Regions from separate parts of the Mus musculus genome. Here region 1 is linked to region 2. The links are chromatin loops, found by intact Hi-C in ENCODE. Cell type or tissue: heart. All regions are shown on one strand.

Evidence for each region. Peaks named below come from ENCODE experiments on the same cell type or tissue, not always from the same donor. Only the 100,000 strongest peaks of a DNase experiment are listed, where the experiment ranks them.
Region 1: it touches region 2 in a loop (4-fold over the local background); 8 of 42 quality-filtered maps call a loop at or near these places.

Annotation. Positions count from the first base shown.
Region 1 is chr7:143,364,195-143,372,194 of GRCm38, reverse strand. The region is part of intron 15 of Kcnq1 (potassium voltage-gated channel, subfamily Q, member 1); the gene reads right to left. Among named protein-coding and RNA genes, the nearest start is that of 4933417O13Rik, 38 kb to the right of the region's middle. In heart, no CTCF peak of the experiment used is centred here; DNase peaks (open chromatin) are centred at 4,404 and 6,742; H3K4me3 peaks cover 931 bases; H3K27ac peaks cover 5,870 bases.
Region 2 is chr7:143,456,373-143,464,372 of GRCm38, reverse strand. Cdkn1c (cyclin-dependent kinase inhibitor 1C (P57)) reads left to right here and starts at 3,323. Exons shown (of 4, transcript NM_001161624.1): 1 at 3,323-3,520; 2 at 3,657-4,578; 3 at 5,123-5,261; 4 at 5,352-6,034. The coding sequence starts at 3,666. The coding sequence ends at 5,256. It overlaps Gm33663 (a long non-coding RNA gene), which reads left to right. Exons shown (of 3, transcript XR_378640.3): 3 at 1-1,038. In heart, a CTCF peak has its summit at 284 (motif pointing right); DNase peaks (open chromatin) are centred at 282, 3,342 and 4,742; H3K4me3 peaks cover 4,792 bases; H3K27ac peaks cover 5,509 bases; H3K27me3 peaks cover 960 bases.

The sequences.
Region 1 (8,000 bases), 92 kb after region 2:
GTCTTAAAAACAAAGACAACCGCCCCAAATGTCCTTTCCAAGTTGTAAATTTTATGAAGTCTTAATACAGTCCCAGAAGCTCTCATGAAAACCCAGCTTTCAAATTGAGATGGGCCATGTGTACAAAATTCATCTGGCTTCTGAGGACTCGGAATAAGGGAAGAGAAGCAACCGTTTTAATAGTTTCTGTATTAATTATATTGAAGTCATAGTATTTGGGGTTTCTGGAATTAAATGAAATAAATGACTGTGACTTTAATTTTACCATATTACTTTTTAGGGCAGCTATTTGAAAAGAAAATATCCATGTTTAGCAGCCAGGAGCTGAGCAGACAGTAGGAACACTAGAGACTGAGGTAAGAGCTTCCCAAAGGCAGCTATGCACCACGAGCTTTAGATTCTACAATCTTCCTAGTGACTCTGGCCATTAGAACCTGGGAGTCTCAAGGCAGAAACTGTCAGCAAGCTCAGACCTTCAAATAGCTCAATGGGAAAGTCAACAAAATTAGCCCACTCCCTGAGAAGACTGTCAAGATGGCTTTAACTGTTAAGAGGAAGGGAACAGTTTTTGCCCTGGGAAGTTACATCCTCAAGCTAGTTACAGCTCTGATTAGAGCTCAAACTCTTATCATCTGAGTGGTCTGGAAAATCTCCGAGTCTAGGACTGAAAGGCCAGGCTGGATGTATGCCCATATGTGTAGCAACAGGAGAGGGAATGAAATCAGGCACCTCAGACAAGGCAGCGGGTGTGAGAAAGAAGTAGATAAAACTGCTGATTGTATTTTTAAAACCCACATATGCACAACACACACACACATACACAGAGAGAGAGAGAGAGAGAAAGAGAGAGAGAGACAGACAGACAGACAGAGACAGACACAGAGAGAGAGAGAGACAGAGACAGACAGACAGACAGACAGACAGACAGATACACACACACATAAAGAACACAAAGTACAATATCCTTTATGACTATAGATACAAGCCAGGCATGGTGGTCCTGGAATCTCAGTATGTGGGGGGCAAAATCAGGAGGATCATAGTGAGTTTGAGATCAGCTTGGGTTACACAGTAAGTTCCAGGCCAGCCTGGGATAGACTATATAAGGAGACTCTGTATTAACCCCTAGTTCCCCCTCTCATTGTATGTGTGTATTGTATTGTGTGTGTGTGTATGTATGTGTGTGTGTATATATATATCTTTATATACATAAATAGTAATGTTCTTACCACAGTATAACAACCCGAGCCCTGCAAAATTAAAAAAAAAAAATCCTTCATCTACCATGACCAAATGGGGTGTATCCCAGGAACGTGAGATTAATTTAGCACCCCCAAAATTAGTTACTATATCATACTGTATTAATAGAATAAGGGGTTAAATATCACATGGTCACCTTGATAGACTCAGAAAGGACAGCTGGGGAAAATGCACATTTACTTTTGCTCAGCTCTTAGTGCACTCAGCATAGGAGAACATCCTGAACTCACAGGGAGCATTGATGAGAACTCCAAAGCCATCCTCATCCTTAATGACAGGTGACAGGAGGCCTTCTCCCAGGAGAGTCTCTAGTCATTCCTACATATTACTGACGTTCAAGCTAGGGCAAGGGTGGTGGGAAGGCGGCGAGAGCAGGAAGGAGGGAAGGAAGGAAATGAAAGGCATTGGGACCGGAGGGGAAGAAGTAAGTTTGCCTTCATTATCTGTAGCAGGAGTGGAAAATCTAACAGAATCAACAGCAAGAACAAAACATGAAGACTAAGAATAGCAAGTTTGGACTTTCCCAGACCGGCCAAAGATTGAGTTTCTAGCTCCAGTAACATACAATCCCAAAGTGAAATTAAGAAAAAAAACCAAAAAACAAAAAACAAAAAAAACTAATCCCATTAGCAGTTGTATGGTGAATAAAACAGAAGTGAAGTTAACAACAACAACAACAATACACAAAATGTACACAAACTACAAAAAAATTATCAAAATTTCTAATCCCAGACTTTGGCTGAGGCAGGTGGATTTTTAATTTCACAGTATAGCTAACTAGTTCCAGGCTAGCCTGAGCTACAGAGGAAAAAAAAAACAAAAACAAACCTTGTCATAACCTCACCTCCCAAGAACTGGAGGAAGTAAAACAGAGATAGCATATTCATGGTCTAAGATGTCTGTTTACCCAAATGGATCCATAGATTCAACAGAAAATCCCAGAAGCCCACCACCCTACCTGCCTGCCTTTTCTACCCCCAATTTCTCTTTTAAAGAAAAAAAAAATACAAGTTCATCTAAAAATTCAGATGAAAATATCTAGGTATCAGACCAGGGTAGGAGAAAAAAAATCAGAATATTTTCACTACTCAATTTCAAAACTTACTGTAAAGATCCGATAATCAAGAGACCATGGAGCATATGGACCAAGAGAACGGGAATGAAGGTCCACAAAGAAACCCATACATTTATGGTAAATGGATTTTTTTTTTTTTTGAGGTAGCCCAGGCTGACTTTAAACTTTGTATATGCTTGAGTCTGGTTTTGAACTCCTGACTCTTCTGCATTAGTTTCCCAAGTACAGGGATTAAAAGTGTGCATCACCATGCTTGGCTTAGTTAATTAGTTCCTAAGAAAGATGCCTTTGCTGTTTGACCAAATAAAAGATCTTTTTTTTTTTTGACTAATGGTGCTGTGCGAGTGAATGAAAAAGCAGCTGTTTGTGTGGTACTTGCGGGTAGGCAGATATTGAAGACTATTAGATACCAGTCAGAGGTCAGCCTGGGCTTGGCCTACATCTTCTTTTGTTTGCTTTTATTTTTAGTGTTTGAGACAAGGTCTCACTATGGAGCCCTGACTGACCTAGTCACCACATAGACCAGGTTGGCCTTGAACTCACAGACATAGGCTTGCCTCTGCCTCCCAAGTGCTGGGATTAAAGGCATGTCCAACCATGCTTAGCCCTTGAGCTATACACCTTTAAGAGGCTAGGAAGATAGCTCAGTTGTTAAGGTACTTGCTGTGCAAGCCTGAGGATCAGAGCTTAGTTCCCAGATCTCACATAAAAAAGTCAGGCATTGCTGGCACATATTTATAACCCAGGAGTTGGGGAAGAAGAAACTGGTGGGTCCCTGGAGTTCGTTCACCAGCCAGCCTAGCATACTTGGTGAGCTGCAGGTTAATCTGAGAACTTTTCTCAAAAAATAAATGGTTCTGAAAAACAACTGTTGAAATGTTTCTTTGGTCTCTAAACACATATACACCCCCACACATGTGTATCTGCACACATACAAGCACACACACATACAAAGCCAAGTAAACAAAAACTTAGATCTCATCTCACTGAATACTCTCAAATTGCCTCAAAAATCTAGGCCTAAATACAAAAGCTCACTCTCTACAATTTCTAGAAGAAAAAAATAAAAATGAAAATAAAAAAAGAAAATGTTTATGACCTCAGATAGGGGAAAGAGATCGAAGATCGTCAAAAGCAGGAACCATACAAAAGACAAATTGGACTTCATTAAAATTAAAAACTTCTGAGATTTAAAAGACAATTCAGAAAATGAAAAGACAGCCGGAGATTAGGAGAAAGTATTTGCAAGTCATACGTCTGATGGAGGACTTGTACCCAGAACATATTAAAAACTCCTGCCACTCGACAATAGAGCGGAGTACCTAATTGGAAAACGGGCAAGAGAGTTGAATAAACATTTCACCAGAGAAGACTATGAATGGCTAATAAGCACATGAAAAGTTGCTCAACATCATTAGTCATTAGGGAAATGCAAATCAAAACCACAATGAGATACCATTACATACTCACTAACAGGGCTGAAATAGAAAACCCAAGCATACCGCCTGGTTGCAAGGCTGAGAGAAAGTGGGCCGTTTACACACTGCTGATGGGAAAACAAGGGCAAAAACAAAACAAAACAAAAACAAAACTTTAGAAAAGAGTCTCGCCGCCGTTTTCCTAGAAAGCTAAACAGAAATTCACCCTGTGACTTCGAGGAAATGATAGATCAAATAGATAAAGAGATTCCAGCGAGGATAGAGAAGATTTGAATGAAACAATGAACAAGCTTGTTCTGGTGCTTGTAAACACAGCCCTGCATCCAGTGACTGCCGAATATGCTTCAAGTACTCGGGGGCGCCTTACAAAGGCTCAGCGCATGGTTTGCTGTAAAACATCCTTCAAAACATTCCAAGGGGTTGATATCCCAGGACCACTTGCTCTGACAGTGAAGCAATGTTACTAGAAAGTTCTACCGCAGTAATAACAATGATGAAAACCACATAGTTATGCTGCCGTGGCATAACTCTTGGAATAAACAAGAGGTGATGGAGATTAGAAAAATACACCATAAGCAGATGAAAGCGAAAGTAAAGCTCCCTTGTCCGGAGTGTGGGGGAGCCTGGTGCAGGGCCCTGTGCCTGTCACCCCTGTGACGAAGGAGGCTAAGGCAGGACAACCTTGAGGCCAAACTGAGCTACTGAGTGAGATTCTGGCTCAACGAAAGTGGCATGTGCCTTTCCAGTGATGCTTACAGACAAAAAAAAAAAAAAAAAAAAAAAGCTTCACGGGCTTCGAAATCTAGAAAATCTGGAGATTAATAATTATCTAGCTTAAGAAGTTAGAGGGAGGGAAAACATATTAAGGCCAAGTGATTAGAAAGAAAGAGAGATAAACAGACTAGAATAAGCAAGATAAAAACCCACAGGCGGGAAGATCCACAAAGCCAAAAGTTTGGTGAAAATAGCAGTAAAACTGGAGAATGCATGGCAGGCTGGGCTGCCGTGGGAAATGGGGCCAGCGTTGATAAATGACAATGGGGAGCAGGGGCAAAAGACAGAAGCCGCCGACACCAAGTAAACAGCAACAAATTGAAAACCAAGATAAAAAGTACAAACTCCTCAGCTCTGCTGCTTATCAAAACTGACACAAGAAGAAATAAAGAGCCCTAGTAGTTCATGAACCTCAGACCCTGTAATTAGTAGTTAAAAGTATTCTCACGGAGGAAACTGCAGCCTGGATGGCTTTGCCTTGAAATTCTAACAAATGAGAGAGAGAGAGAGAGAGAGAGAGAGAGAGACTCACAGAAAGTATTCCAGGATGTAGGATGGGTGGGAACACCTCACTACTTAACCTGTGAGACACCATGACTCAGCAAAGATGGCAGAGTAGGATCACCTGGATTTGGGCAGCATTTGAGACTTATGTGGGATGTGAGAGATGAGGTCGGGAAGTCTGCAGTGATATCTATGTAATAATTCCCCAGGCAGAGAACATGAAGACCTGGGCTTAGCAAATACTCAGCTGGAGAGCAAGGATGGAGCAGGGCCCAGGGATCGGCCTGGGATGACAAGGTCTCATGGTGCAGCTTGTAAGCCTCATGGATAGAAGCGGACCCTGAAAGGCAGGTATTGGAGGCTGGGTGGTATCCTCTAACAGGAAATAAGTATGCATGGCCTGGCTTCTAGGACAGAACTAGGCAGAAATGCTGGGCACTGGGGCCTCTCCCTCCAACCCATGCTCCCTGCCCCCAGATGCCCTGTGGACAGGGTCTGGAAACCAGAGTGCCCCTGTGTCCGGCTTCAAGCCACAAACATTTCCTGCAGAAAACAAGAAAGTCAGTCTCTTGGCCCCACTGTGCTCTGCATATCAGCCCGACAGTGTGAGCTTGGCTTGTAAAATAAACACTGCAGCAGGTCCAGGTCCAAGAAGATCTAAGAACACCACGGGTAAGAGGTGGGTGGGAGTTCTGCAGAGAGACAGGGAACCATAGGGAAGCCGAGGCAGGCCAGGGAACAGAAGAGGGGTGCCGGAACCAGAACTCCGGGGTTCCTATTACAGGGATGACAAGGTGGCTTGTACCATCTTGAATTGCCACTAGTCCTGACTACTATAGCCAGTGGACAAGGCCACCACCTCCACCCAGCCTTGGCTCTCAGAGTTGATTCTAGCCTCCTTACCAAAGGACTATCACACTTCTGAAATGTTCTTCTCTTACTCACATCTGTGACTGCCATCAGGACCAGCTCTTTGTATAACTAACTGCGTGACAGGAGACTGCCTGATTTCTAGAACAAAACAATCCATAATCTACGACAAAAGCTGAGAGTGTATAATGGCTACAGGAAGGGAGCCTATGGGTATGCTCTCCCTGGTATGAATTCCTGGCTGGCACCTTAGGGAACTCTGGCTGGGCTCAGCCAGCCTGGCTGGCACCTTAGGGAACTCCTGGTCAGGAACCAGCTGGCCTCCCCTAAGAATCCCTTACAAGTAGACACACTCAATATCTTTGGTCCTTAGCTTGATCCTCTCCTTCCATGGGGTCCAGGTGTTTGTAAGTGGGGTTCAGTCCCTGTGATGTGGGCAGACTATGGTGGGATACACTTCACAGCTGAGGGACTAAGCTGAGCTAGGCAAGTTGCTGGGCACTAAAGACTTGACTTTGGCCAGTCTGTAGCTGGCCTGGAGGGGTGGGAGGGAGGGGCTGTCAGCAGGGAAGCCCAGGGGCTCTGGCTGGGCTCAGCCAGGCTGGCTGGCACTGGCTCTGCTCTGGGACTGCTGGGCTCCCAGGGATTTCCTGTCCCCTACTTCCCAAGGTCAGCAGGATTGCGCTTGGGTTGTTTCTGGTCCCGATGGTTACGTTGATAACTGTGATAACGTGGGGCCCGGCCATGCCATCGTGCCCTCTGGGCCCAACAAAGCTCTTTCCCAGGGTCTGTCCCCACAGGGGGCAGTGGTCCCGGACAAGGGAGGGACTGGGCAGGCTGCCATGGGCTGTTTGGGTCAGTGCATCTTGACAGCCTCTTGATGTACAGTGGGGGTCCAGGCTAGAGCCCTGGGAGGAGCCTTGGTTCAGTGTGACCATGGCCTTGGCAGAGGACCCACTCCTCCATCTTAACCATCTTGAGGTAGGGAGTGAAAGTGAGAGTGGTGCCCATTAGGTGTTTGCTGCAGGATTCCAGCATTCTTGACAACCTGGCTCAGAGCCCAGACAGGGTCAAGGTCACCAGGACCTCTGAGGATCGGCCTAGCTTTGTTCCTAAACTTTGCTCCCAGAAACCATGGACTCTGGAAAACCAGCCCTTTGTTGTCCTGACCTGATGAAGTACTGGCATGTACTTCTGCCCCTGTCCCTGCTCCTGCTCCTGGGCCAGTACAAGCTCCACCTTAGTCATATAAAGCTGTGACCTGCTCTTAAACCCTAGACTGCTGCTAGTCAGTCATATATTGAGTCTGGAAAGGGGACACTGATTTTAGGAGCTATTAACAATCATCTTCTGTCACTTAGAAGAGATAACAGGTTTCTGGTCTGGGTTTGAGGGGTAGCCTGTACTATAGGTAATGAGCAGAAGGAGAAAGCTGGAACAGTTAGAATGGGGTAGAAATTTGTGGTGGAGAAATTATCTGGCACTGGAGACAGTAGGCATTTGTGTCAACAAAGCGTAGGGAGTCTTCAAAGCCTTATCCTATGTGGGCCAGACTATCTTTTGCCTACCTTCCCAGTTGCAGCTCATATTGAGAGTCAGAGGCAAATGTTGCTAGAGCAACCCAGCAGCAACCACACTCACCACTCAACTGAAATTCCACTATTTTTAGCTTCCTAGTTATGTTCAGATAAAATCCATGTACACAGACTCAAGTTGTCTGGCAAGATAACAGCACACCTCAAACCGCAGAGACTTCGAAGACCAGCAGTGGATTGTACCATGTGCCCAAGAAAAGTCCCCCTATGATCCAGAGCTTCCAGTGGCTCATGAAAGGTAGGGTGGTGGGCACAGAAGGTAGGGGGCAATGGAGGAGCCTATTTGCCTAGCTAATACCAGCTGTGACATTCTGATAGCATAAGATTGTCGGCAGCCAGAGTATGCGGAACGGTAGCACTCTACAGGGTATGCACTCTACTGTACATGGGAGCCTACAGTAGTGGATACTAAAAATAGCCTGGCCGGGCAGAGACAGAGGAGCCTAGCACACTAACTCAAGCTGGATCTTCCTCACCAGCCAG
Region 2 (8,000 bases):
TCTCCACCTTCCTTGATGGATGGGTGACATGTGGCTCAGGGTTTCATGGAAAATTCTTCAAGGCCTTAATTTATCTGATATGACAGCTCAGGGTCTTAGAATCTGAGAAGGCAGCTTTAAGAGCCAGAGGGGAGACAAGTCTCAACTCTACACTTGGTTACTCCGGGAAGGCCCCAGAACCTGGGGCTCTGGGTCAGGGGTGGGGATGACCAGGAGAGCCATCCACGCAGGCAAGAAAGGGAGGCATGAGGCAGCCAAGAAACTGGTGATGTTCAAGTCGGCCACCAGGGGGCAGCATGAAGCCAAGGACAGGCCTCCTAGACTCGGACTCTGTTCTGGCCAGGGGCTGGAAGACCCTGAACACCCGGCTTCCTTGGGGGTGCTTGGAGTCCCCGTAGCTGACCAGCTATGCGGGTTGTTGTGAGTGCGATCCGGGGACGTTCTGGGAAACTAAACTGACTTAGCTGCTCCAGGCTCCTCTAAGAATGAAAAGGCAGGAGGGCTGGGGCCAATAGGCTTCCTGTGTTACGATTCACTAATCAAATCTCGGAGTTGGTTCGAAGAGCTGGAGGGTGTAGGTTAAGCTGGCCTTAATCGCCTAGGAGCCACAGCAAGGTTTTAATATAGGCAGCCCGTTTCCTCCTCGCAACAGACTGCTGAAGTGTCCGCCTGCCTACTGTTGTGTTTTAGCTTCAGTCAGTAACTGCGCCGTGGATTTTAGCGATTTAGGACACAAAATTTATTTATCTATCTATCTATTCATTCATTCGTTTGTTTTCGGCCCTGGGGATGGAACCCAGAGCCAGCGTTCATACTTGAGAAGTATCTCAAGTGCCATACCACTGAGTCACCTCCAGCTTTCAAATTTTATCTCGTAGTCCAATCACTGGCAGCGTGGCTGTGCCCGAGTCTTGCCACAGCCCTCATTCTGTTCCTCATTCGGCCAGTCAGGTGGGCACATAGAAAAAGAGCTCCTATGGCTGTAATGTAATTGGGTGCACACAGAAATATCGCCAACAATTGGTGGCAGAAATGGTCTTTGGATGTGTGGTCTTTCTGGGAGCTCTGGGAGAGGCAAGAGGTGAAGTACCCATTCTGCCCAAGGGTATGGGGGAAGATTTCGGGAGAGACTCATTTGCTAACCAGGTCCAAGGTCGAGGTCCCACGGCTTATACCCCTTCACACCACACAAGAAAGAAGTCAGGAAACTTGCGTCTGATGAGCCAGGGCACCAGACCAGCGCTCCATCCCCCAACTCTCCGCAGCAACACAGTTAAAAAAAATGTTCTTGTTTCCTTTGGATGTATTTTTAATGTCAAAAATAGAAGACGATTCTTGTAGCCAGACAAATGTTTACTTACCTACAGGTCCCTTGGGTTGGAGGGCTAGATGGGGAACTTAACCCTGCTTCTGGAAGCAGTGTGCTTACCAGGTCTGTTGATGCTAGCTAGCATTGATGGAACTTCACCGTTACAGACTTGTGGAGGGCTCACTTTAACCTGTGTGGAGACGGACAAACAAGCAGATGAAACGGGAATATGAAAGGAGAAAGCAAGTGATGCAAGCATCCTGGGGTAGGGATGCCCAGTGAGGCAGCCTGCAGCACAGATGATCTATCTGGCTGTCTAGACTGCTTCTCCCAACAAATAGGGCCCAGTAGCTCCACACCCCAGGGAGCACGTTCAGTCAGTCCTCTCAGCAGCTTTGGCCTAGGTTGTGGGCAGGGTGGACCTTCTCTAGCCTCGACAGCTGCAGCCTGGATATTTGGACTGTTGGGGAGACCCTGGAGGCCAGGTGGTCACAAATAAGTGTGGAGTGTGGTCCTGTGACCAGGGTCTCTGAAGAGGCCCATGTGGCTTTGACACAGGGACAGAACAAAGCCCTGCCTCCTTCCTGCCCTGGGCTAGTGGATTTTAGCTTTTAGTGAATGAGGGGTTCATGAGGCCCCTTGAAAGCCCTCATTAGTTTTATTTTACTCAAGAAAATTACTGTGACATACCAATGCCCTGAGAGATTTGTAATATGGTGTACCGAGAAAAAGAAATCCTTACAGGTCACAGGCTCTGGTCTCTCCACCAGAGCAGCTTCCAAACCCCGTCTCTCACCTGTTCCAGGACAGTCTGGCCCCTGGCTTCAGGGTTTGACTTGACTCCCGGGTTGGCCCAACTTACCTAACCCTGTAAATAGGGTTCTGTCTCAAAAGTCTCACAGGCATCTCTGCTGGGAGCTGAGAGCTTGGGGCTCTGCAGGGCCTTTCAAGTATGTCCGGAAGTCCTGGTTCCCCAGGGCGGGGGGAGGGGGCCAGCTCCTGGCACATGCCTGAGTCACCTTCTCGACTCCCTGCCCTAAATAATGAACTCCTTTTGGCGGCGGTAGCGGAGGCAGCAGGGGCGGGGGGCGGGGGGGGGGCTCTGTCAGGCCATGTCGGGTGTGTTTGTGTGAGTATTCAGGGCCCCACCAAGAGGCACTGCTGTGGAGGAGGGGTCATTCTCTCTTTTCTAGCATAACTACTTCCAGCCAACTAAGGTAGGCAGAACTGGGGGTCGAATATGGCCTGACCCAAACCTAAGGTCCTAGGCATCTATCAGTGATGTAGGTACAGGCTAGGATGGGCCCAACTTGTGTCTCATCTCCCGGGTAGGTGGGCCTATTATAGACCAGGCTACAGATCTTTTAGATCTCTACAGTATTGTTCCTCAGGAAAAGAATGGATGTGACCCCTGTCTCTAACTCCGTGATAGAGGGTCTTAGGGCCAGCAGGTGTGCAGATGCCTCGAAGGCAGATACTTAGGCCTGGGTGTAGAGGGTGGATCCAGCCACGGTACTGCCAGGACCAGGACCCAGCTGGTAGTAGTAGGTTAAAGCCCTAATCAGTTGGTGCAGTCCTAGGGCTAGCGCGGGCTGCGGGGACCGAGGGACCTTCACCGACGTCGGCATCGCCGAGGGGCTGTGCCCAGCTCCATGGTCCGAGGGGGCGCGCGCGTCGCGGCTGCGCGAGCCCCCGCCTGCAGACAAAGGAGCCCGCGGGGGGCGGGGGGGGGGATGGGGCGAGGGGGAGGGGCGTCGCGGTGTCACGTTACCGCCCGCAGAGCTCTTTAACTCGAGCCCCGCCCCTTGTCCCGCGCAGCCCGCTCGCCGTGCGGCCGCCAATCAGCGCCCGCCCGTCACCCGCCCCGCCCGGCCCCGGGGGTGTGTGCGCGCAGCCAATGAGCGTGGCGCGGGGGCAGGGCCTCTGTGGGCGGGGCGGGCTGCACCCTCCAATCGCCGCGGTGTTGTTGAAACTGAAAATACTACATTATGCTAATCGTGAGGAGGCCCGCGCGCGCGGGGGTGGGGCCAGCGCGTATAAAGGGGCGCAGCGGGCTGGGCGTTCCACAGGCCGAGTGCGCTGTGCTCGAGGGGTGCCGGCTAGGCCCGACTGAGAGCAAGCGAACAGGCAGGCAAGCTCCGAGGGGGCGCGGCCCAAGCTGGACAGGACAAGCGATCCAGACGCAGGAGCCGTCCATCACCAATCAGCCAGGTAGCCGCTGCGTCCTTAGGCAGAGGCGGACGCGGGCTGTGCAAGGGGTCTCACCCACGCCCAGCCTCCGCCCTCCTCCTCTCCCCTCTTCCTTCTCCTCCCGTTCCCTTCTTTCTCGCTGCCCGCGTTTGCACAGCCTTCGACCATGGGCATGTCCGACGTGTACCTCCGCAGCAGAACAGCGATGGAACGCTTGGCCTCCAGCGATACCTTCCCAGTGATAGCGCGTAGCAGCGCCTGCCGCAGCCTCTTCGGGCCTGTAGACCACGAGGAGCTGGGCCGCGAGCTGCGGATGCGCCTGGCCGAGCTGAACGCCGAGGACCAGAACCGCTGGGACTTCAACTTCCAGCAGGATGTGCCTCTTCGAGGCCCTGGTCGTCTGCAGTGGATGGAGGTGGACAGCGAGTCTGTGCCCGCCTTCTACCGCGAGACGGTGCAGGTGGGGCGCTGTCGCCTGCAGCTGGGGCCCCGGCCACCCCCGGTGGCCGTGGCTGTCATCCCGCGTTCTGGGCCGCCGGCTGGCGAGGCCCCCGACGGCCTAGAGGAGGCGCCTGAGCAGCCGCCCAGCGCCCCAGCCTCGGCCGTGGTCGCGGAGCCCACCCCACCCGCGACCCCGGCCCCGGCTTCAGATCTGACCTCAGACCCAATTCCGGAGGTGACCCTGGTCGCGACCTCCGACCCGACTCCGGACCCGATCCCGGACGCGAACCCGGACGTGGCGACTCGGGACGGCGAGGAACAGGTCCCTGAGCAGGTCTCTGAGCAGGGCGAGGAGTCGGGTGCTGAGCCGGGTGATGAGCTGGGAACTGAGCCGGTCTCTGAGCAGGGCGAGGAGCAGGGCGCAGAGCCGGTCGAGGAGAAGGACGAGGAGCCGGAGGAGGAGCAGGGCGCGGAGCCGGTCGAGGAGCAGGGTGCGGAGCCGGTCGAGGAGCAGAATGGGGAGCCGGTCGAGGAGCAGGACGAGAATCAAGAGCAGCGCGGCCAGGAGCTGAAGGACCAGCCTCTCTCGGGGATTCCAGGACGTCCTGCACCCGGGACTGCTGCGGCCAATGCGAACGGTGCGATCAAGAAGCTGTCGGGGCCTCTCATCTCCGGTGAGCCCCGCACGGCCCCGCCCCGGCCCGGCCTCGCTTTGTCCGGCCGGCCGGGCTCTCCCTCGCCCTCGGGGGCCTCGCCCGGTCCCCGCCTCCTCCCGTGGCATTAAAGGGCCCGCGGCGCTTAGGGCGCGGTTGCGCCCGCACCCCTTTCCTACTGGTAGGGGTGCAGCTAAGGCTCCCGAGCGTGCAGTGGGAGGGCGAGCCTGGCCGCGACCCACTCGGATCGCGGTCTTTGGCTCGGGCCGCGGGAGCCCCTTAGGGAGCCGTGTGTGCGGCATGGAGGGGGTTAAGTGCGGCGGCAGCCCCGGGGGGCTTGGCCGCGGGACAAGGGGAAATGCTTACACAGCACATTGCGCGGCGACGTAAACAAAGCTGACCCGCCGCGGACCTCGGCGCGGGCGGGGATGGCGCCCCCACCCCGGCCCCGCGCCCTGCGCACTCCGCGGGTCTCCTCGCGGGTCTCTGGGCCGGCCCCGCCCTGACCGACGCGCGTTGTCGCCCGCAGACTTCTTCGCCAAGCGCAAGAGAACTGCGCAGGAGAACAAGGCGTCGAACGACGTCCCTCCAGGGTGTCCCTCTCCAAACGTGGCTCCTGGGGTGGGCGCGGTGGAGCAGACCCCGCGCAAACGTCTGAGATGAGTTAGGTGAGTCTGGCGTCCCCCACGGGGGTCGCGGAGGGGCCGCCCCCGGGGGGTTCCCGCTATGCCTGCTCACCTGAGTCCCTCTTCCCACAGTTTAGAGGCTAACGGCCAGAGAGAACTTGCTGGGCATCTGGGCAGCGGACGATGGAAGAACTCTGGGCTTCGGCTGGGACCTTTCGTTCATGTAGCAGGAACCGGAGATGGTTGCGTAGAGCAGCCCACGGTTTTGTGGAAATCTGAAAACTGTGCAATGTATTGAGAACACTCTGTACCATGTGCAAGGAGTACGCTGGTCCCAAGGTGTAAAGCTTTAAATCATTTATGTAAAATGTTTAATCTCTACTCGCTCTCAGTGCAAAACAAAAAGAGAAACTAGAAAATGTAGAACGAAGGAAAAAGATGAGAAAAAGGAAAAAGCATGTATATTTGTACAAAAAGTTAAAAAATTATGCTAATTTAATATTTGTATTTATCCATGCGTGGATCCCTCTGCCACGCAACTGCTGGGTTATTGATTATTACCAAAGGCACTAGAAATCACCAGCTTCAGATTACCCACAAATGTAAATCTACTTTTATATTAGACTCTAGGGGAATGGTTGTTGAGTAAAAGCCCCCACACATTCATCTTCAGTTAGCTTACAGTGTCCCCCACTTCATTAGATTGCTCTTAAACTTGGTGACCAGACAGTCGAAATGGTTCCTGTACTGCCCATACCAACTGCCCAGGGCTCCTCGTCCGCCAGGTTCTAAATAAAGAGGCCCAACAAAAATCATACTTGTAGTCTTCTTGTTCTTTTACACTTTTGTAGCTCAGCGCCAAGGCAAATGAATATGGTGGGTGTCAAAGAAGGAGTCAGCCAAATATTGCCACCACTTGACAGAGTTGTTGGCTGCTTACAAGGAAGGGGAACAACTTTCACAGGACCTACTGACCTGCTTCTCAGGAGTTTGAGAAACAAGTGTCTGTCCCTAACAGACGCTCATGTTTTTGTCCAGCCAGACCCTGATGGGCACTTGCAGGGTTTAGAACAATGTAAACTCCCATGTACACACAGAAGTTCTCCATGCGATCACAGTGGGGCACTGAAGGCTCCAGGGCCCCTAGGTCTATACACCAGAGCTTTCCCAAAAGTTGGCATCGTGATAGTTTAGTAGGGATGGGGAGGGGGTGATGAAAGATACTAGGGAAGAACACAGGGTGGGGTGGACTGGGGATGGGTCCTGATCTAGTTTGTGTGCGAGAACTCAAAGCTGTGGCTCCTACATCGCCATGCCCTGTCTCCTGCCAGTCCACTGGATCCAAAGAGACCCCCTTTAGTTCAAAAAGGGAAGGGTTCTTTATACCTGGCCTATAAAGTGATGGCTTTCAAAGGAGAAGGTGATATAAACCAGACTGGCCCATGAAGCCCTTGCAAAGTTCTGTGGGCCAAGAGAGAAGAACCCATGGACATTATCAGGCTGTTCAAGGCTGGACCAAGATGTTACAGATGTGTGGGGGTGTATGATTAACCTAACCTTCCCTGAACACCTTAGAGGCCCAGTGTGGTCAGACTTTGAGAAATGCCCCCATCCCATTGAGAGGGTATACTTCAAGGAAGGCAGGCCCTGCTGCCTGCAGCAGCCCTCAGCTTGCCCAGGAATTAGAACCCAGCAAAGAAAGCTACTTACTGTATGTGCCCATGGAGGTGTGTGCTAGGGCAGCCCTTTCTTTGATGTCTTGAGGGTGGGCATGGTACTTGAGGTGCTGGACAGCAGAGGTATGGGTTAGGTCCCAACTATTAGGAGCATGCTGGGCCAGAAACCTGGCAGGTAGTCGTGGAGTCTCAAGGACTACAGTGAGCCATGTGGCACACACACAGCAGAGAGGCCTCTGTGTGAAGGTCGGCCAGGCCTCTGTTCTTTGCCATGATTCTCACAAACACTTGGACCTAGGGCCCACCTGTAACCCCCACATTCTGTGTTGCTTTGGGGGTTCCTCAGAAGCATCCAGGGCTGTGTGAGAACACAGAGGCCATTTCATGGGTGTGGCAGGGTCTGCAGCAGATATTCAAGATACCTGATCGAGGAAACAACATCACACATGTGAGTCTGAGCCCGTGTGGTCCTAGTCAGGCCTGCTTGACCTTGGGAACAAGTTTCTCTGTTTGAGCTGGGAAATATTTGGTGTCCTATGGCTACTGCCTTAGACATGCAGGATGTTGGGTGGTACTGCCCTGTCCTGTGCCCAAGGCAGGGGGGGGGGTAGTTGGTAGGCCTGTGGAACTAACCATCCGAGTGGTAATGACACATGATGGTGGGTAGGAGGTCATACTGGGAAAGGTCTAGATGGGGGTGATCCAGGATCCCTCAACAGAACAGCCTGGACCATGAAGGAGGAAAGGGAAGAAGGGTGACTATGCAGGAGCAGAGGAAGAGGAGAAAGGGAGGCCATGAGGGGCCGTCAGGCTCTCAGGGGCTGCCTGGGGCCTTGGTGGGACTTAGACTACCATCATATGGGTTATGCTATTGAGGGTGAGTGTGCACTTTGGGATGTGACTGCTGGGCTACCTTTGTCCCTTGACCTCTAGAGTCTGATTGGCAGGGTTTTGTGTAAGGCAGTGGTGAATGAAGGCAAAGGGCTCCAGTGCAGGCAGAGAGCAGGAAAGTCAGCAGGAAGGTGGGGCACAGCAGGAGGGTGCTGGGCTACAGAGGCTAGGTGGCTAATATGCTAAAGGATGCCAGCGAACACAGAAGACTAAA